Regions from separate parts of the Homo sapiens genome. Here regions 1 and 2 are each linked to region 3. Evidence: read pairs that join two places in POLR2A ChIA-PET (ENCODE). Cell type or tissue: A673. All regions are shown on one strand. Each heading gives the region's core, and the rest is flanking DNA. Links, peaks and the distances in the headings are about the cores only.

What was found. ChIA-PET counts read pairs that join two places held together with the same protein. Peaks named below come from ENCODE experiments on the same cell type or tissue, not always from the same donor. Only the 100,000 strongest peaks of a DNase experiment are listed, where the experiment ranks them.
Region 1: POLR2A ChIA-PET joins it to region 3 with 7 read pairs; 13 of 35 experiments call an interaction of 5 or more read pairs at or near these places.
Region 2: POLR2A ChIA-PET joins it to region 3 with 5 read pairs; 5 of 35 experiments call an interaction of 5 or more read pairs at or near these places.

The regions. Positions count from the first base shown.
Region 1 is chr3:141,752,823-141,757,213 of GRCh38, forward strand. It overlaps a transcript of GRK7 not described here. Among named protein-coding and RNA genes, the nearest start is that of GRK7, 8.4 kb to the right of the region's middle. In A673, for the core only: no CTCF peak of the experiment used is centred there; no DNase peak of the experiment used is centred there.
Region 2 is chr3:141,622,990-141,627,380 of GRCh38, forward strand. No RefSeq gene overlaps it. Among named protein-coding and RNA genes, the nearest start is that of RASA2-IT1, 100 kb to the left of the region's middle. In A673, for the core only: no CTCF peak of the experiment used is centred there; no DNase peak of the experiment used is centred there.
Region 3 is chr3:141,858,830-141,863,220 of GRCh38, forward strand. It overlaps LOC105374134 (a long non-coding RNA gene), which reads left to right. Exons shown (of 3, transcript XR_924551.3): 3 at 2,055-2,394. Among named protein-coding and RNA genes, the nearest start is that of ATP1B3, 16 kb to the right of the region's middle. RefSeq lists an enhancer at 1,792-3,139 and a silencer at 3,498-3,792. In A673, for the core only: no CTCF peak of the experiment used is centred there; a DNase peak (open chromatin) is centred at 2,422; H3K27ac peaks cover 783 bases.

The DNA of each region.
Region 1 (4,391 bases), core at 285-4,284, 110 kb before region 3:
GTGGCTTTATAGGAAGAGGATGAGAGGGATATCTCTCTTTTCATGAATGTACCCAAGAAAACTATGTAGGGACACAGTGAGAAGGCAGCTATCTGCCATCCCAGGAGAGAGCACTCCCCAGCCATCAACCCTGCTGGCACCTTGATGTTAGACTTGCCAGCCTCCCAAATTGTGAGAAAATACATTTCTGTTGTTTCAGCCACAAAACCCAGTCTATGGCATTTTGTTTGGCAGCCCAAGCTGACTAATACCTGCCTAAGATGACACTGGTGGAAGGAAAATGGTCCGAATGCAGGCAGTCTGGCTCTGGAATCCACATTCTTCACTACTTGCTTAACACTGTCTCAGTAAAATACCTTCTCTGAACCTATTTTCCTCCAAAATTGCTTTTTTAAAGTTTGTTCACATATTTTGGTTTTTAGTTCTGTAAAGCTACAAACAAACTTCATTTATAGAGATATTTTAGAGCTGTATATTCTGTTTTCAACTCTTGGCCAAACCATTTCGTGGTGTTCTATACAATTTTATGGTGTTTTAGTACAGTGGTTCCCCAATTTTTTTGGCACCAGGGACAGATTTCATGGAAGACAATTTTTCCACAGTGGGGTGGAAGATGGTTTTGGGATGAAACTGTTCCACCTCAGATCCTCAGGCATTAGTTAGATTCTCATAAGGAGCGCCCAACCTAGATCCCTCACATGCACAGTTCACAATAGGGTTGGCGCTCCCATGAGAATCTCATGCTGCTGCTGACCTGACAGGAGGCAGAGCTCAGGCAGTACTGCTTGCTCGCTGCTCCCCTCCTGCTGTGCAGCCCAGTTCCTAACAGGCCAGGGACTGGTACTAGTCCATGGCCCAGGCACTGGGGACCCCTGTTTTATTATACTGCTGTCATATCTGATCTAAATGCAAATGTTCATATGCTAAAAAGGGAATTTATGTTTGTTTTAAAACACTAAGAGCATATGAAGATATCATTGGTAAAAAATACTATATTAACATAATTGGTACAGTTTTCATAAATGCTAAAACAATATTGGAGCAGATTATTACTAACATTTATCAATAGTTTCAAATTTGGTTCCAAGAACAGATAATGTGGTGAAAGTGTTAAGCCCTTCTGCTCATGCAGAAGTATAATGATGTCTCAATACTGGGGTTCCTTGAAAAATCAATTATGTCTTTGATAAAGCCAGGTTTAATAAAGAGATAATGGTGCATAATATAAGCAGTTAATTTTGTGTTTAGTATGGTATCTTCTTTCAAACACTAGTGAATCAGCTGGCAATACACTTGGCAACAAATATCAGAAAACTGCTGCTGCTTAAACAGATAAGGGTGTCACTGTCCTGCACAATAAGAAGTCCAGGGGTAGGAAGTCCAGGGCTGGTACAGCAGGTCAGTGGTGCCATCAGAAACTAGGCTTTCTGCTGTCTGCTCTTGACCATGTCAGAGTGATGGCTCATTCTCCTGCCCTCTCTCTCATGTTCCCAAGATGAATGCTGTATTTTCAGACAGGCCTCATATTTATGTTCTTGGGAAAAAGGATTTTTTTTTTCTTTAGCAAGACATTGACTTGTACTCGGTGAAGGGCTCCCCTCACCACTGTCTTTTTTTTTTTTTTTTTTTTGAGACAGGGTCTCACTCTGTCACCCAGGCAGGAGTGCAGTGGTGCAATCTCTGCTCACTGCAACCTCCACCTCTACCTCCTGGGTTCGAGCGATTCTTGTGCCTCAGCCTCCTGAATAACTGGGATTACAGGTGCATGCCTCCCCGGTGTCTTTAGTCTGTAGTTCACTGGCCAGAATTATGTCACCTGGGAAAAATCAGAGATGAAGCTTTTGGTTTTCCAGCTTTCACAGTAAAGGAAGAAAAGGAAAAGAACAATTGGGAATGGATGTTGAATGACTCAACATAGATTATCAGCCACAATTGATATTAACAATTAACAATTGCTGATACTTGGGTAGTTGCTGCTACATATACTTTCTTTTCAGAGCCTCTTAGAATTGGAATCTTAGAGATTATTTTATCTCTGATATGACATCTTCATGTTTATATTTTTTAATATGCCAACTTATAAAGCAAAGTTTTTTTAAATAGGCTTTTAAATGGACATATCCTTTATGACACAAATTTGGATAGTCCTTAAATAAAAGTATACATCTCAAAATATAACTACGTATGGAAAAAATATGATGTTACATAAGCTGTAACACCACTTTCAGGTATTTTCTAAACTCGAATTTTATGCCAAGGTTCTAGAGAGTACCTGTTCTCTGTATTTTGAAACTCTGAATAGAAATAGCATGTGGTGGCTTTTACAAATAAAATGGTTGCTTCTATACTTGTCCTGACAAATTTAAACTGTTTGGAAAGCTCTAAATCCAATGTTCTTAGCCAGGTGTGGTGGCTTACACCTATAATCCTAGCTACTCAGGAGGCTCTGGTGGAAGGATCACTTGAGGCCAGGAGTTTGAGACAAGCCTGGGCAACATAGGGAGACCCTGTCCCCACCTCTAAAAATGAATGAATGAATGAATGAATCTAATGCTCTTACCCAGCAATTTTATTTCTATGACTGCTGCCTCAATGTCTCTACAACATTTAGCTTCTCTTAAGAATGTGGTCGGTCAACAGAATACTGCCTGAGAGGGCCATATCCTCAACAAGATTTATTAAAGAGGTGGATATTGGGCAAAAGAATTGAAAAGATGTTTCACAAAAGAAGAAGTCTAAATAGTCAGTTGGCACCTGAAAATGTGCCCATTATGCCTCATCAGAAAATCAAATTAAAATCACAATGAAACACCACTATATACCACCCTAGAATAGCTCAAATTAAATAGACTGATAACACTAAGTCTTGATGAACATGTAGAGGAATTGGAACTCTTTCATTCATTGCTAGCAGGAATGAAATATGGAATAACCACTTTGGAAAACAGGCAGTTATTTTTAAAAGTTAAATATATACTTACCCTATGATCTCTTCTACCCTATCATCTAAGGTATTTGCTCAAGAAAAATGAAAATATGCATCCACACAAAGACTTACAAAACAATATTCAAAGCTGCTTTTTAAAATGTTCATATTTATAATAATATCCCCAACCTGGAAACAACCCAAATGTTCATCAACAGAATAATGATATATTCATAGAATGGAACACTACTCAGCAGTTTAAAAAAAAAAAAAAAAAAGATGGCAAGCACAGTGGCTCACACCTGTAATCCCAAGCACTTTGCGAGGCCGAGGTGAGCAGATCACTTGAGGTCAGGGGTTCAAGACCAGCCCAGCTAACGTGGTAAAACCTCGTCTGTACTAAAAATACAAAAATTAGCCAGGTGTGGTGGTGCATGCCTGTGATCCTAGCTACTCAGGAGGCTAAGGCAAGAGAATCGCTTGAACCCAGGAGGTGGAGGTTGCAGTGAGCTGAGATCGTGCTACTGCACTCCAGCCTGGGCGACAGAGTAAGACTCCATCTCAAAAAGAAAAAAAAAGGTGGGGGGGTGAAAACAACTGATGCAGGCGACAGCCTGGCTGAATCTTTATAATCTTTAGATTATGTTGAGCAAAAGAATTCAGGCACAAAAGACTACTTAACTGTATGATTCTGCTGTCATGAAGTTTGAGAACAGGTAAAATCTATAGGGATCAAAATCAGAATGATTGTCTCTCAGCGAGGGGTATTGACTGGAAAAGGGCATGGGAAACTTTCAGCAGTGAGGGAAATGTTCCCTCTCTTGATCTGAGTGATGATTACCTGAAAGTATACATTTTATAAAACTCATTAACTGCACATGTAGGATGTATACATTTTACTCTATGTAAAACCTGAATTTTTTTTAAAAAAGAAAGAGATGGCTATTATTATTGAAGACCATAACCAACACCCTTTTACATTTGCTACTAAATGGAAAATAAAAGAAAATGCATTAATGGTGTTCCATTTGTCTTATTGTTCAACTCTTCAAGAAATCATTCAAATCAAAATAATTGTTTTTCTCATCTTGTTCTGGTCCCCTGTGGAGGTAACCTGAGAAAGCTCCTTGGAGTTCATTAGAAGGGCCACACTTTCAAGAAGTTTCTCAAAACTCAGAAGAAAAAAGTAATGGAAGAAGTGATTTTTTTAAGGGAAAATGTTTTATTAATTCCATCTCTCTTCTAGAATATTTTTCAGGGTTTTAAATGTGCAAAATCTTGGAGCTACCCCCAATTATAAGACGAAAATTTTAGTGTAGCCTGAAATTCCTCACTGAACTCTGAACTCCCACTTTTCTGACAATACGCTTAGATCTTCTTCTTTTTTTTTTTTTTTTTCTTTTTTTTTTTTTTATTATACTTTAAGTTTTAGGGTACATGTGCACATTGCGCAGGTTAGTTACAT
Region 2 (4,391 bases), core at 285-4,284, 240 kb before region 3:
TGGAGCCCAGGGGTATTCGCCCCAGCTCCTGCACCTGCCCATCTGCTCCCCCTCCCATAAGGGGTTTGAATGCATATGGCAGCCAAACAGACGAGCCACACTCCTGTTGCACGTCCTGCGTGGAGGGGTCAGGGGACTCTCCCGTTTTCATCACCATGTTGCCCAGGCTGGTGTCAAACTACTGAACTCAAGCAATCCACCCACCTCAGCCTCCCAAAGCGCTGGGATTACAGGCGTGAGCCACCACCCTTGGCCTCCAGGAGGAAATTTTTACTGTGTCGAACCAAAAACTGCCTCCTGCAGGCCCTGTCCTTCCCCCAGCCCTCTGTCCCTCCACCCTGCCTCTTGAAGGCAGCCCCACCCAGTTCTGGAACCGTCCTGGGGGCAGAAAGGACTTCAGAAGCTCCCACCGCAGCAGCATGTGGGTTCCGCCTGGGCTAGGGTTAACAGATTTAGGAAATAAAACACAGGACACCCAGTTAAGTTTGAATTTCAGAGAAACAACAAATAATTTATTAGTCTAAGTATGTTCCATGCAGTACTTATGTATTGTATCTGGCAGCTGTCCTCTCTCCACACACACAGGACACAGTCCCTCGGGAAAAGGAGCCCCTGGGGAGAGGCGCTCTGCCCTTGGCCCGCCTGTGGCTGCTGGTTCTGAGGGGTGGAAGGTGCCTGTTGGGGGTGCGCCCCTGAGCTCTAAGCAGGATGCAGTCAGCTTATGAGGGACCATCTTCAAGTCTCCAGAAAGTCCTAAGTTCAAGGAAAGGATAAAACTCCAAGCAGGCCCAGGGTAGCCCCAACCTCCCTGTCCCATGGACCCCTCCTTCCTCCCTCCAGCAGGGCCTCCCCGCCCAGCCTCAGTAAGGACTTGGCCCCAAGAGGCCTCTCTCAGGTGACTCACTGGGCACCCGGCCTTTGCTCCATCGGTGGAATCGCACTGGTGCGGATGTGTCTCAGAGCCTGGAAGCTGGAGTCAGGGCCCTAGGCTCCTTTCCTTGCTGTCATGTCCCCTTAGACAAGTCCCTTGCTCACCCAGTCTCCACTCCTTTTGCTGGAAATTGGAGACTAAGGCCTCTGCCTCCCTCAGGAAGTGTGTAGTTGGTGGTAAAGGAGGACACCTGTGTTCGGGGCAGTCATTATTCTTTGGGGCCCTAAATCTAAGTCCATGCAAGGGTTCACCTCTACGGCCATCTGCTCTTTCCCATTTGAAAACGTAATAGCGTGAAGAGTAGCTTCGGGACAGGCTCCAGGGACCCTTTAAACTCTTCTCATAGAAAAGATGCGGCCAGGCGTGGTGGCTCATGCCTGTTATCCTAGCACTTTGGGAGGCCGAGGATGGTGGATCACCTGAGGTCAGGAGTTCGAGACCAGTCTGGCCAACATGGTGAAACCCTGTCTCTACTAAAAATACAAAAAAGTAGCTGGGTGCAGTGGCATGTGCCTATAATCCCAGCTGCTCTGGAGGCTGAGGCAGGAGAATCGCTTGAACCTGGGAGGTGGAGGTTGCAGTGAGCCAAGATTGTGCCACTGCACTCCAACCTGGGCTACAGAGGGAGACTTGGTCTCAATGAAAGAAAAAAGAAAAGAGAGGAGAGGGGAGAGGAGGGGAGGGGAGGGGAGGGAAGGGGAGAGGAGGGGGGCTCTACCCTGTATAGAAGGATTAGTCACACCTCATAGTAGAAAGGCCCCCTCCATTCCTTGCAGTTCAAAAACCCTCATTTTGAATCTTTTCACATTCCAATAATCATATTTGCAGAGCATCTTTGACTCTTTTTCAAATTCCCACATCATCTAAACTTTCATGGCCTTGGGGAGAGAACCTAGTCCACCCTTCTAGCCCCACCCGGCTCTGCCTCAGTGCACAATTCTGCCAGTATACAGCCCACCCACAGTCCAGATCACCAGGTGCAGGCAAGGTTCAGGTGCCAGACACTGGGGTCAAAGTGGACCAGAGTTCTAGAAGCAGGGATGCGAGCTAACGCAGAGGGCATTCATATGCATTTCATGAGCACTCTCTTACATAATCCTCACAACGGTCCTGACACCGAGGGAGATTCTGCTGCCCAGAGAGGGTAAGTGGCCATCCCAACAAGGAAGGTATGGCCCAGAGCAGTCCAACTCATCAGGCCAACGGGTGGAAGCCTGAGTGCAAGGCTTAGAAAACTTGAAGGCAGGCTAGCACATGCTCAGTGCCTCTGTGGGAGGCTCAGCTACCACTGAGGAGCAAGGGCAGAGGCACAGGATGCAATGGGGCCGCTGACCAGCCTCCGAATGCAGGGGCCCAGAAGGGAACCTGGAGGACCAGGAATGGGGGAAGCTGGATGAGGAAACAGGAAGCATCATGGCAGGCACCTGTGATGTCTAACCTGCAGCCCACCTCAAAGATGCCACATCTGACGCCAGACAGCCCAGGAGTGCGCCCCTCTCGGGTCTGAATGGGCCCAGCAGGAGGTGTGGAGGACAGCCACGTGAGACAGCAGGGGCCCAGCCAGAGCCCAGGGGGACAGGTGTATCACCGGCCCTGGAGCCCTGAAGTTCATCCCTCACATGCCCTGGTGAAATGCTTCCCAGCACCAGACCTAAGCTGGGCCCAGACACAGGGCACTGTGCCAGGATGGGCCCTGAGTCACCCCTGCCCTCCCAAGCTCAGAAGCCACCTCCACCCTCATTTCCCCACACTCTGCTCTGCTCCTTCCTCAGTGTAGACTCCTGACGAGCCCACTGTCCCTGCACCTCCAGGCCCAGGCCTCAGGCTTACTGGACACTTGTTTCTAACTCTCGTTCACTGACAGAGTTTTCTGCCCAGTCCTGCGGATCTGCCCACCCGGGACAGGCAAGGGGCCAAGGTCAGGCCTCAGACTCCCTCCTCTCTGTGGCTCAGTCCCAAAAACTGACTGGGCTCAGATACTTAAAACTTTAAGGACTTTCTCCCAATATTGTGGATGCTCTGTCCCAAGTTCAGACAGCCACAGAGAATCCAGGATAATCCTCTCCCAGCACAGTCATCCCAGGGAGTGACCACATCTGAGTACCTTCCAGGAAATTGTCAGGTACCAGGCAGATTCTTGACCCTTGAAACAACCCCTTCACCCAGAGCCTGGGAATCAGCCAGAGGGTCCTTTCTCACTCGCCCTCCTTAAACCCCCTATTGCAGTTCAATCCCTGGGAGATGGAGTGTTTCTTCTCAGGCTTCTGCAAATCGGTTTCCCATCTGAGAGTTAACATTTTAGGGAGCTTTGGAAAGAAAGAGAAACATTAGACCAGTGGCTCACCAAGTGTGGTCCCCAAGACTAGCAGCATCAGCATTACCTGGGCACCTGCTAGAAATGCATCTTTCCAGCCAGGCGCAGTGGCTCACACCTGTAATCTCAGCACTTTGGGAGGCTAAGGCAGGTGGATCACAAGGTCAAGAGATCGAGACTATCCTGGCCAACATGGTGAAACCTTGTCTCTACTAAAAATACAAAAAAAAATTAGCTAGGTGTGGTGGCACACGCCTGCAGTCCTAGCTATTCAGGAGGCTGAGGCAGGAGAATCACTTGAACCTGGGAGGCAGAGGTTGCAGTGAGCCGAGATCGCGCCACTGTGCTCCAACCTGGGTGACAGAGCCAGACTCTGTCAAAAAAAAAAAAAAAAAATAGAAATGCATCTTTGCAGGCCCCAGCACAGATGAGTCAGCCACTGCGGGGTGAGCCTGAGCCATCTGTTTCACAGGCCTTCCAGGTGATTCTGACGGTGACTCAAGTTGGAGAACCCCTGCTTTTAGCACCCTCCAAGCTGATCTGGAAAGGTGATCAGGTGCTGTAGACCTCCCTGACACCTGCTGCCAAAGGGAAATCGGCCGCCTGCCTCTGGAGGGCACAGGCAATTCCTGGAAGCACCGGGTCATCCTGCAAGCCTCCTCTGACTTACTGTAGGTGTTAACACTGAGGGGGAGCCCCGAGCTGAATCCAAGTGGCATGGAGCCACCCAAGATAAAAAATTAAAGTTCTCAAAATATTATTGTTGGGAGTACTTGGGAAGGCTCTAGTGTGGTGCCTTTTACACAAATATTGTGAATCACAATAACTGTGTTTATCTTCTTTTTCCTTCAGCAAATAAGGAAACATCTGTGGGGGTGCTGATATTTATTTATTTTTGAATGAGCATCATAATAGTGGAAATATTTTGTATGTGATTATAGAACCCTGGGGCTAAAGCACTGCCCCTGAGGAGGAGCGACGAGTTAATTGGTAAATAATGTAGACATTCTCTTCTAATTAAGAAGACTTAAACGATAAATCCTTGTTTTTTAGGTGACATCGCTTGGGGCATCTCTATAAAATGCAAGGTCAGCCCAGTGGGGAACGAAGGTAGTCCTAGCAGAGTGTGCCTGGCCCAACAATCTC
Region 3 (4,391 bases), core at 99-4,098:
AGGAAGGAATTAATAAAGATAAAACAGATAATATGAAATAGAAAACCCAACACAATAATTTGATGTTTTAACAAGCTCAAAACATAGAAAGCCTTTGGCAAGTATGAACTAGGAAAAAAAACAAAGAAAGAAAGAAAGAAAGAAAAAAGACACTATAACATCAGAGAGGAAAACAGAATGCAGAGATTTCAAATTTTTTAAGTGCTATGTGCAGCTTTATTCCAATGAATTTGAAAATCCAGACCATGGAGAATGGCTTTCTAAAGAAATATAAATTACCAAAATTGACTCAAGGAACAGAAAGCCTGAACTTATCAATAGTAATATAAGAAATAGTCAAAGATCTACCTTCAAAAAAGAAAACAAGTCCACATGGTCCATAAGGCAAGGTTCTACCAAGAGTTCAAGGAGGAGATAAACCCCACATAATGTGAAAGATGGAGAGTTTACCAAGAGCAGACTATCACTTTGCAGCTACAGATGCTGTATAACGAAGGTCTGGTCCATATAAATTACCAAAATTGACTCAATGGGGATGACCACAATTCTGAATTCCTAAGCTTTTGATCTCATGAAAACTAAAACAGGAGCCTTGACCAGAATGGTTGTTACAGCAGGTTCACATATTGAATGTTTGCACTTGTTGTTCATATGACATTGATAATAAGTTTCCTTTTGCTTATGTTACGAGGTGTTAGGTGATAGTACAGTTTATTTGGCCCATCTTTTTTGTGTTCCTGTTGGCTGATGCAATTCAATGTTAACAATTAAGTTATTTTCAGTGAGATTCAGGGCATTCAACAAATTAATAATTCAGGTGTGAATTTTTCTGCTTATTAAAAACTTTAAAAAATTAAGGTAAAGTTAAAATCTATGCCCTAAGTGAAAATATGAACACTCTTATACTTTGTTAGGCGAGTGGACAAGTGATTCTATGCCAAGGACATCTGAGATATATGGGAATGACTCAGGCATAGGAGTTTTGGACTCCAGGTCAGGCGAATCTAGTTACCGGAGGGGACAGAGAACAACCGCCTCACTGAGAAACTGGGAGGGGACTGTAATTACCAGGGACTTAGGAACAGAGCAGGGGTCAGCCAGGAACAGGAAGGTAAGGCAGACACCAGTTACTATAAACCTGGAAACTAAGGCCAAGGCAGTGGCAGGATAGAGTCAAACCAACCCTATCCTAAGCATTGACCCCAGTGTTGAAGGAAATGCTGAGCCTGGAGAGGAGGTGGGGATAGTTAAGAGACAGCCAAATTTCCAAGTCACATTTATTGCACCAGACATATTAACTGCTTCCTCAGAATCTCAATTCCTGCCAGAAAAGACTGACAGACTACTGCTATGAAAAGAAGACCCCTTTATTTCCTGGGTCCCTGGGAAAAAAATGATGAAGACAACAAGCCTTTTGTTTGGTGTGTGCACCCGCCTTCTAACCCTGAAGTTAACCCCAGAAATCAAAACACATTCACTTTAGAACACTGGCACATCTAAGAAGCCCAAAGTGCCTGAAGGGCATCATATAACTAAGCCCCCTTTACAAAGACTTGGCAAGTCAACACTTTGTTCTAACTTCCAAAGTAACAGTTTGAGGATCAGTTCTACATGTAAATCTGGGAACCACAAAAGGAAGTTAATCTCTGCTAGTACCAGCCTGTTGGAGACAGTCCATCCCCAAAGGCCACAGGCAGCAAGTGGCTGTGTCAGCTCAGAAGCCATACTCTTGGGGAATGTCCCACAGAACACAACACGAGGCCAAGATGCAGGCTGAAGCTAGGATTTGAGTTTCTTGGTGGCCAACTTTCATTTGTCATAGAAATAACATCCCACCTTTGTACTGTACTGCCATTTCCTCCCTCAGCACTATGTATAAGACTCCTGTTAAAATGTTTACTGTGATTTTGAGTTGAATCCTGGTGAGAATCAAAGGACATTTTACTTCCTATCATTTTCCAAATTGAGTCCCCAGGCCTGCTATTGTCTTTCTCAAGTTTTCCAACTTGGCCTCCCTTTTTCAGTTCTTCTCTCACTTTCTACCTTTACTTTAGGTGTGCCTGCCCTCAACCCGGGACACTGGAGCTAGCACCAAAGCCTACACGGAGAGGATCAGGACATCCTGTTGAGCACCAGAACATTTCCTTCCTCAAGAAAAGGAAATACAAATGGATTTATTCTCAGGGCTACAGATTTAGGAAAAAAAAAAAAAAAAGCTGTGCTTAACACCAGGCCACTGTACAATCACCAGGACTTTTCTGGATGTGGAGCAACTTCATTTGGTTATTTCAGAATGCTTTGTAAACACGGCAGACACGGACAAAGCGTGGTTGAAGCATTTCAGTTGTACTTGTCTCTCATTTTCTACACGTGTTTTCCCAAAAGCTGCTTTCCCAAAAGGAGCCTGGGGAGAGGCCTTAATCATCTGTTATCTCTCTTGCAGCTTCCTGCTCAGCCAGTGGCAAGATCCAAAATATATATGAGCATTTCCTGTTCTTTCTCATTTTGTATAACCCACATGTTAGAGAGATTGAGTTGTCTGATCTAGCTCCACATAGGACTTAGGTGGCACGTGAAAACCTAAGTCCAACCACTAAATGCTCTAATTACCCCTCATCTTAACCTAGGTAAAGGATGATCTCTTTCAAGACGTAGAATGTGCTTATCTTTCCTTGGACATTCAAAACAAAACAAAACAAGAGTCTGTTTTCAAATGTCAATGTCAAATCACAATATCATTGTATGTCTTGTATCCAGAAAGGATCTTAGTGAATATATAGCCCAAGAGGCTTAAAGTGGGGCTGTGAATAGCTTCGGAGGAGTCTATAGCTCCCTAAATTGTGAATGATAGAAATACATCAGGGAGATGTGCTTGGGTAGGGTGTGTGGGAAGGTGGATGGCTGTTTCTCTTCCTTTCCTAGATACCTGAAAATGTAAGGAACCAGGCTAAAAATATGGAAGTTTTTGGGAAACCTGTTTCCCTAATCTCTCTCATAATTCTGTTTTCAGTCTGAGGACAAGTTCTTGGTGCTTGCTCTTAAAGAAGAGCCTGGAAATGGAGTCGAGACTTTGCACATAGTGAATCCTGAAAAAATGTTTGTTGAATGAGTTAACAAATGCATGAATGACTCTAGGTTGAAATGCTAGTTATTTAAGGCATTTAAATAGAAGGTTGTGGCCAGGCACAGTGGCCCACGCCTATAATCCCAGCACTTTGGAAGGCTGAGGTGGGTGAATCAAGACCAGGAGCTCAAGACCAGCCCAGCCAACATGGTGAAACCCCGTCTGTACTAAAAATACAAAAAATTAGCTGGGCGTGATGGCAGGTGCCTGCAGTCTCAACTATTCGGGAGGCTGAGGCAGGAGAATCGCTTGAACCAGGGAGTCAGAGGTTGCAGTGAGCCGAGATCGTGCCATTGCACTCCAGCCTGGGCAACAGAGCGAGACTCCATCTCAAAAAATTAAAAAAAGTAATAAATAAATATTATAAATAGAAGGTTGTACGATTTATCTTGCCTTCCCTCTTCTTAACACTATTCCAAATTTCTGCATGATGTATTTAAGGGGCACTGACTCCACCCCCAAGGTCAAGATTAGATCCTGTTGGGCTTGACTCAATCAACACATTCCATCTGTCTGGTCTTTGATGATTACTTTAGGATGAACACAGTACCCAAGTCAGGGCAGTGCTCACACCTGTAATCCCAGCACTTTGGAATGCTGATGCAAGATGATCACTTGAGGCCAGGAGTTCGAGACCAGCCTAGGCAATATAGCAAGACCCCATCTCTTCAAAATAAAATAAAAATTAAAAATTAACCAGGTGTGAGGGTATGCACCTGGACTCAAGAGACTGAAGTGGGAGGATCCCTTGAGCCCAGGAGGTTGAAGCTGCAGTGAGCCATGATCACACCACTGCACTCCATCTCGGGTGACACAACAAGACTCTGCCTCAAAAAAAATTTTTTTAAGCTATTGATAATGCTAAGTCTCTCTTTTCTACTGGATTTGAACCTGAAAGCATGTACGCTCTGAAGCTTCTGGAAATTAACCCTGAGGTGATGAAACCAATAAATGGAAAGCAGGAGTTCAGGATTTGTTTATATCATTGGGGCGTTGGATGAAAACTTTCCTGAAGCCAGTAACGTCCAGAGTTTTCAGCAATATTCATCCCTGTAAATTTCCTTTTTTTTTTTTTTTTTTTTTGAGATGGAGTCTCACTCTGTCACCCAGGCTGGAGTACAGTTGGTGTGATCTTGGCTCACTGCAACCTCTGCCTCCCCAGCTCCAGCAATTCTCCTGCCTCAGCCTCCCAAGCAGCTGGGATTACAGGCACCTGCCACCATGACCGGCTAATTTGTGTGTGTGTGTGTGTATTTTTAGTAGAGAC